2 separate regions of the Homo sapiens genome follow, and region 2 is linked to region 1. A link is a contact called in ENCODE Hi-C or POLR2A ChIA-PET data. All regions are on one chromosome and are shown on one strand. The core of a region is the stretch at or near the end of the contact, and the rest is flanking DNA. Distances in the headings are between cores, read along the strand shown.

The links. A loop is a pair of places that touch in the nucleus more often than their neighbours do. ChIA-PET counts read pairs that join two places held with the same protein, here RNA polymerase II (POLR2A). Pooled maps may share reads with other maps.
Region 2: a pooled map shows a loop between it and region 1 (3-fold over the local background). The contact joins two enhancer-like sites. A Hi-C loop is called at or near these places in 3 of 50 pooled maps. POLR2A ChIA-PET finds 5 or more read pairs at or near these places in 3 of 52 experiments (HepG2, activated B cell and activated naive CD4-positive, alpha-beta T cell).

What each region holds. Positions count from the first base shown.
Region 1 is chr3:58,176,250-58,179,759 of GRCh38, reverse strand. It overlaps LOC124909485, which reads right to left. Exons shown (of 6, transcript XM_047449435.1): 4 at 1,914-2,052; 5 at 1,753-1,833; 6 at 1-267. Among named protein-coding and RNA genes, the nearest start is that of FLNB-AS1, 7.4 kb to the right of the region's middle. RefSeq lists an enhancer at 1,067-1,116. Within about 2 kb of position 1,904, at least 8 of the 41 ENCODE cell types and tissues checked have a DNase peak (open chromatin) inside an H3K27ac peak, as active enhancers do.
Region 2 is chr3:58,461,789-58,465,298 of GRCh38, reverse strand. The region is part of intron 1 of LOC107986092 (a long non-coding RNA gene); the gene reads right to left. Among named protein-coding and RNA genes, the nearest start is that of KCTD6, 29 kb to the left of the region's middle. Within about 2 kb of position 1,555, at least 3 of the 41 ENCODE cell types and tissues checked have a DNase peak (open chromatin) inside an H3K27ac peak, as active enhancers do.

The DNA of each region.
Region 1 (3,510 bases), core at 655-3,154:
CTTCCCCCGAGGGACGGGCCCAGGCCTTTACCTTCACACCCACAGGGCTCTGGGGTGGCGCACGGGGTGCTGCAGCCTCTATTCCATTCAGCAAACTCTGATGCACACCTACTATGTGCCAGGCACCCAATGGGGGTCCAAAAAGAGGCCCAGTCTTCCCCGGCCTCAGGGAGCGCTGGACACGCAGCTGAGGAGGTTTCCAGGGCAACTCTAGGGTCCAGCTCCTCAGATACGCAGCTCTGTCCCTTGCTAGCGGAGTGGCCTCATCTGTACAGGAGGGTGAGAGTGGGAACTACCCTTAGTATTGGGAGAATGACACTAGACCAGCATATAAAACACTTGGACAGTGTCTGGCTGGGAGGAAGTGCTCCCTCAACATCAGCTGCAGTTTCACAAGCACCCGTGAGGTGCCAGGTGCTAAGCTGTGCTCTGTGTGCCTTAAACCATCCTCCCCATTAGTAGGCTTTCATGTCCTCCTTTCCAAGTGGGGCAATGGAGGCTTGGAAACCATGTGACTGCCCCAGGGCACTGAGGCTGGTGTGCCCGCTGGTGTGTACCTACTCCATGCCAGGCCCCGGGCTGGGGACTTTACTGTTACATCACTTAATCCTCACAGTGATTTGCAAACAGGCCGTCTTGCGTCACTCTCGCAAATGAGTAAACTGAGGAATCTCTGGGTTTAACCCCAAAACCCACGTCCTTGTGTTACAGACACAAAATTCTCCCAGGAAGTGGGATGGGCACTTGAGAGAGGCGCAGGCAGGGCGGGGCAGGGGAGGACCCACCTGACGCCTCGGCGGTACCACAAAGTCAGCCACCTGGATCCTCACACCTTCTGCCTCCCTGACCAGGGAGAAGGAGGCTGCCCACAGGGCCCTGGGGCCGCTTGCCTTCCACTTTTCATTCAACAAACGTCATTAGCTTCTGACCCTGTGCCAGGCACCAAGCCAGGCTCAAAATGTAGATGAGGAAAGACAGAGCCCAGGTACTTCCTGCTCTCAGGGTTTCACCCTCTAGAAGGGGAGGCAGACGCTTAGCCAGGTTGCAGTGAGTGGGTCAGGGAAGGCTTCCTGGAAGAGGTGCCGTTTGACTGAGACCTGAACTGTGAACATGAGTTAGCCAGGGGCAAAGCACAGGGGAAGAGTGTTGCAGCCTGGGACCCCCCAGTTAGAAAGGCAAGAAAGGCCACGGATGTATAGACTGCCCTCTGGGCCTCAGTCTTTCCACGTGTGAAATGGACTGTGAGGGGTTTGGGAAATTTGGGGAAGAAACTCAGGTTAAGTGGAATAGCTGGGTCTGAGATGCCTCCCCGGGGCACGCACAGTAGTGACTGATGAACCTTTCGCCTGCAGGCTGCCTGAGCAGGAGCTAAGCACCAGTTAGTCATTCTCTCCTGGCGGAGGGCCTACTGTGTGTCCCGGGCTGCAAGTGAACAACAGGACAAAACGCCCTGGCCTCGCGGAGCTGATCCTGCCCTGCCCTGTAACTCGGGTGTCTCCGCGGGCCGAGCCTGGCACACAGTAGGTGCCCGGGAAATGTGCTCAAGTAAATTATGCCTAGGCGCACTTCACATTGGCTCTGTTACTGGGGACAGTGGGGGTGAGGGGTGAAGGGAGGAAGTCAGGAGTTTCGGGGCTTGGGGGCGGCAGGACCCTGGAGTCAATCGGTTGCGGGGCGGAGTCTGCTGCTAGAACTCCAGACAGCCTCTCTGCCCCACCCCCGAAGCTTCTGCGCTGGAGCCCCCGGACTTACCAGCGCAGAAGAAGAGAGGTGGGTGGGTCCCCCTCCTCCTGGTCTGGGAGAGCCCGCGCCTTCCCCACCGCAGGGACTCCGCTCGCGGACGTATTTCGCGTGTCCAAGGCGACCCCTAGCGGTCACTGCGGCCACGACAACCCAGGCAGTCGTCCTCTCACCCCCGAGGCCCACAACTTCCCCGAGAGGGGAGCGGAGCTGGGACGGTGCAGAGAGGCGCTCCCAAAGGGCCGCCTTCCGCGGGCCCAAGGAGGCCAACGGCCCGCTAGGAGAGCCTCCTCTGGCTTCTGTTTTCTGTGTCTGGAGCCGTGCACAACTTCACGGCCCCGTTCCTAGACAGGTTTACCGAGTTTTAACACAGCCTTGACCATTAATGACTACCTGTGTGACCTTGGGGAAGTCACCAAACCTTTTTTTTTTTTTTTTTCTTTTTAGTCTTGCTCTGTCGCCCAGGCTGGAGTGCAATGGCGCGATCTCGGCTCACTGCAACTTCTGCCTGCCGGGTTCAAGCGATTCTCCTGTCTCAGCCTACCAAGTAGCTGGGACTACAGGCGCCCATCATCACGCCCGGCTAATTTTTGTACTTTTAGTAGAGGTGGTGTTTCACCATGTTGGGCAGGCTGGTCTTGAACTCCTGACCTCAAGTGATCCACCTGCCTCTGCCTCCCAAAATGCTGAGATTACAGGCGTGAGACACCGCGCCCGGCCAGTCACTAAACCTTTCTGAGCCTTGACAAACTCTCCTTTAAAAAATGTGATAGTAAGTCTCAGTGCATAGCGTTAGTGTTACTTACGATGATAATTTTCTTACTCTTAGTTTATTAACTTATTTAAGCTCCATCCATCTAACAATCCCTGGGATGGCGCAGTGTGGGAGCAGCCCTCAGGTCTGTCACTGGCCTAGGCCTATGCAAAGGGAAAATGGTGAAGCTCTGAAACCAGGGGACAAGAACAGGCTGGCATGTGGGCTGGAGCCCTCCTAGGTGCATGTGACTCACCCCTTTCTCCTCCCACCTTTCTGGCCACTCCCTGAGGCCACCAACATCCCACCTCAGACAGAGTTCTGTGGTTGGCCCACCCCACCCCACCCACTCCTACTGATACTGCCTAACCCTAATGCCCAGACCAAGACTCTGTCTGCCACACCACACTGCTTTCCTAGGACTCAGAACTTAATGTCTTAGTTCCTTTACACCAATAATAGTAATTTCACGAACACTTATCATGTACTGGACTCTGTGAAATGCCTTTTTTTTTTTTTTTTTTTGAGACAGTCTCGCTCTGTCACCCAGGCTGGAGTACAGTGGCGTGATCTTGGCTCACCACAACCTCCACCTCCTGGGTTCAAGCAACCCTTCTGCCTCAGCCTCCCCACTGGGATTACAGGCACATGCCATCACATCTGGCTAATTTTTGTATTTTTAGTAGAAACGGGGTTTTACCATGTTGGCCAGGCTGGTCTTGAACTCCTGACCTCAAGTGATCCACCCATCTTGGCCTCCCAAAGTGCTGGGATTGCAGGAGTGAGCCACCATGCCTGGCCTGAAATGCTCTTTACGTATATTTTGTCAGTGAGTTCTCAGAACACTCTATGGGGTGGGTCCTGTTACCCCATTTCATTGGAAAGAAAACTGAGGCACAGTTTTCTGTGAAGGATCAGTGACCTGCCTGCCAGAGGTCATGGCAGGGCCAGGATTTGAATCCCCAGCCCAACCTTAGAGCCACCACGCTTAATGGCTTCTCCATAAGCCTCCCTTT
Region 2 (3,510 bases), core at 306-2,805, 290 kb before region 1:
GGGAGGTGGAGGTTGCAGTGAGCCAACATCATACCACTGCATTCCAGCCTGGGTGACAGATTGAGACCCTGTCTCAAAAAATACATATAAAACAAAAAAATTTTAAATAATTAAATGGCAAAAATAGTCTTGCTATGGTTTGGCTGTGTGCCCACACAAATCTCATTTTGAATTGCAGTTCCCATAATCCCCACATGTCATGGGAGGGACCAGGTGGAGATAATTCAATCAGAGGCAGTTACCCTCTTGCTGTTCTCATGATAGTGAGTGAGTTCTCACGAGATCTGATGGTTTTATAAGGGGCTTCCCCCTTTGCTCAGCATTCACTTCTTTCACCTGCCACCGTGATTGTAAGTTTCCTGAGGCCTCTCTAACCACGTGGAATTGTGAATTAATTAAATCTCTTTTCCTTATAAATTACCCAGTCTCAGGTATGTCTTCATGGCAGCATGAAAACAGAATAATAGTCTGCTTCAAGTTACTGTACATGTTCAACATTAATAAAATAACATTTCTGGCTGGGCACAGTGGCTCATGCCTGTAATCCCAGCATTTTGAGAGGCCAAGGCAGGTGGATCGCTTGAGCCCAGGAGACCAGCCTGGGCAACATGGCAAGACCCCTGTATCTACAAAAAAAAAAAAAAAAAAAGAAAAGAAAAAATTAGCCAGGAGTTGTGGCACGTGCCTGTGGTCCCAGCTACTTGGGAGGCTGAGGTGGGAGGATCACTTGAGCCCAGGAGGTGGAGGTTGCAGTGAGCCAAAATTGTGCCAATGCATTCCAGCCTGGGGGGGAGAGAGTGAGACCCTATCTTAAAATAAATTTAAAAAATCAAATAACATTTCTGTGTGGTTAATTTAAACTAGTCATTTATCTATTGGCATTGATTCAATTACTTTTAAAAAGGAATATACACACTATTATAATATAGTTCTTTTTCACACACACCCAGAGATAATGTGATGAAATCTTGCCTCCCTAAATATAAGAACAAAACATAAGACTGGTATAATCGTTCAGAGAGACATTAACACCAATGCTATAAGTCAGTTCTAATGTATTTAATAAAACGGCTTTCCTTTAGTCAAAAAAAATTTTTTAATCTAGTGAAGTAATCAGCATCGAAATGTTTGGGACACTGAGAAGTGTCTCTTTTGTGCCTGGAAATAGGTGTTTTATTCATCCTCTGGAAGTTTACAGTACAGTGTGTGGGCGAAGCTTTCTGGACAACCTGTCCCTCTGTCAGCTTTTTGCCTCTGCAAAGCCAAAATGTGGGTTCTGTGTCTGAGTATTGCAACCCACAAGAAACGTGGCTAAGGCCAGAAAACATAAGTGTGAATACTTTTGGAAGGCTGCGCATCTCATGAGTCACATGGGAGCAGCCCCGACCGTGGTTTGTGCACCTTCTGCCCTAGCAGCTGCCAGTCAAGCGAAGAGGCGACCTCTAGGGGTGAGCCTGGGCAACAAAATAGTCACCTTCCCCTGGGAAAGCGAATGTGGGGATCCACCTTTAGGAATTCCCTTTTCTAAAAAGCTACGCCTCTAAAGCTTTCAAAAATGAAATTCTATCAATAAGGTACCAGAAGTAACCAAATGGACCCATGTGTGTGCCTGCGTGTGTACGCATGCGTGCATGCCCATATAAACTGAGTATCAGTAGGAGCAGGAAACTAGTATCCGTGCTGGCCTCCTGGGAGGGGAACCGCATAAAGGAGATGGGGACAGCAGGGAAACTCACTTTCCCCTCCCCTCAACTTTTATTATGAAAAACTTTCAAACAGAAAAGTTGAGAGAATAGTGCAATAAATTCCCGCATACTCAGCGCCTAGATTTCATGTGGTTAGCATGTTTGTATTTGCTTTATCTCTATACTCGTTTGTCCGACTTCTCTTAGACTCACCTTTCACAGTAAAGTCTTTGGACCCTTTCAACTGTATACTGTGTGTATGTCATCTATCCAAATAAGTTTATTAATAATTAATAGTAACCACCTCTGAGAGGCGTTGTGAGGGAGGGTTAAATTAAATGAGGAGAAGGGCATAAAATACCTGGCGCAGCGCCAAGCACATTGCTCAAGAAATGCTGTGGTGGCTCTCAGATTTCCCTTCATTCATTCTTAGGTCCCACAGTAAACTCAGCACCTTTGATTTCATCTGAGTCTTTTCCCAAGCCAGCCCTCTTTCCCCAAGCCAGCCCTCTTTCCCCTTTTCCACCCCTCTCTCAACTTCTCTATGGCTCCCGGCAGGCGCAGAGTAAAAGGGATCATCACACCCTGCAGGAAAGCGGCAGGGCCTCCAGACAACACTTACAGGCAGACCACTGGGCTGGAGGAGGCCTAGGCGGCCATGACTCTTAACCCTTCCCTGGCTGCTCCTAGAAAATGGCTTCATGCCTACAAATAGCCACCCTTTCTCATGGCCTCTCTTGTAATAGGTTTGGCAATTTTCTGATGTCAGAAATACATAAGTACAAAATATTAAAATAATATAAAATAAGGCCGGGCACAGTGACTCACGCCTGTAATCCTAGAACTTTGGGAGGCCGAGGCAGGTGGATCACGAGGTCAGGAGTTCAAGACCAGCCTGGCCAAGATGGTGAAACCCCGTCTCTACTAAAAATACAAAAATTAGCCGGGCACGGTGGCAGATGCCTATAACCCCAGCTACTCGGGAGGCTGAGGCAGGAGAATAACTTGAACCCGGGCGGCACAGGTTTGACAGAGTGAGACTCTGTCTCAAAATAAATAAATAAATAAATAATATATATAAAATATAAAATGTAAGTATGTGGTAAAAACCAAGAAGAGATGCTAACTGTATCTCTAAATATATCATATAATATGTATGTGCAGTATAATATACATATATTAATATACTACACTACACATAATATGTGTTAACATATCTATGTTTCATCACATAATATAACATAAATATACAATATAATTCAATATGTGGTAAAAATTAAAAAAAAAAAAAGTAGAGATTCGGCCAGACGTGGTGGCTCACACCTGTAATCCCAGCCCTTTGGGAGGCTGAGACAGGTGGATCACCTGAGGTCGGGAGTTCAAGACCAGCCTGACCAACATGGTGAAACCCCGTCTCTACTAAAAATACAAAATTAGCCAGGTGTGGTAGCGGGTGCCTGTAATCCCAGCTACTCGGGAGGCTGAGGCAGTAGAATCGCTTGAACCCAGGAGGCAGAGGTTGCGGTGAGCCAAGGTCGCGCCATTGCACTCCAGCCTGGCCAATAAGAGTGAAATTCTGTCTCAAAAAAAAAAAAAAAAAAAAGGTAGAGATGCTATGCTATGTCTCTCTTTCTTGTTCTCTATACACATGTATATTCAACATACAGAACATGTATATAACACGTTACATATGTGTATATTATATTACATATGCTATCTATCACACATATGTATATGTATCATAGGAAAAAGCAACTCTTTTTACTCTATATACTCACACCCTCAGTACTTTACTTCTGACATCAGATGTGTGGGTTTTTTCCAA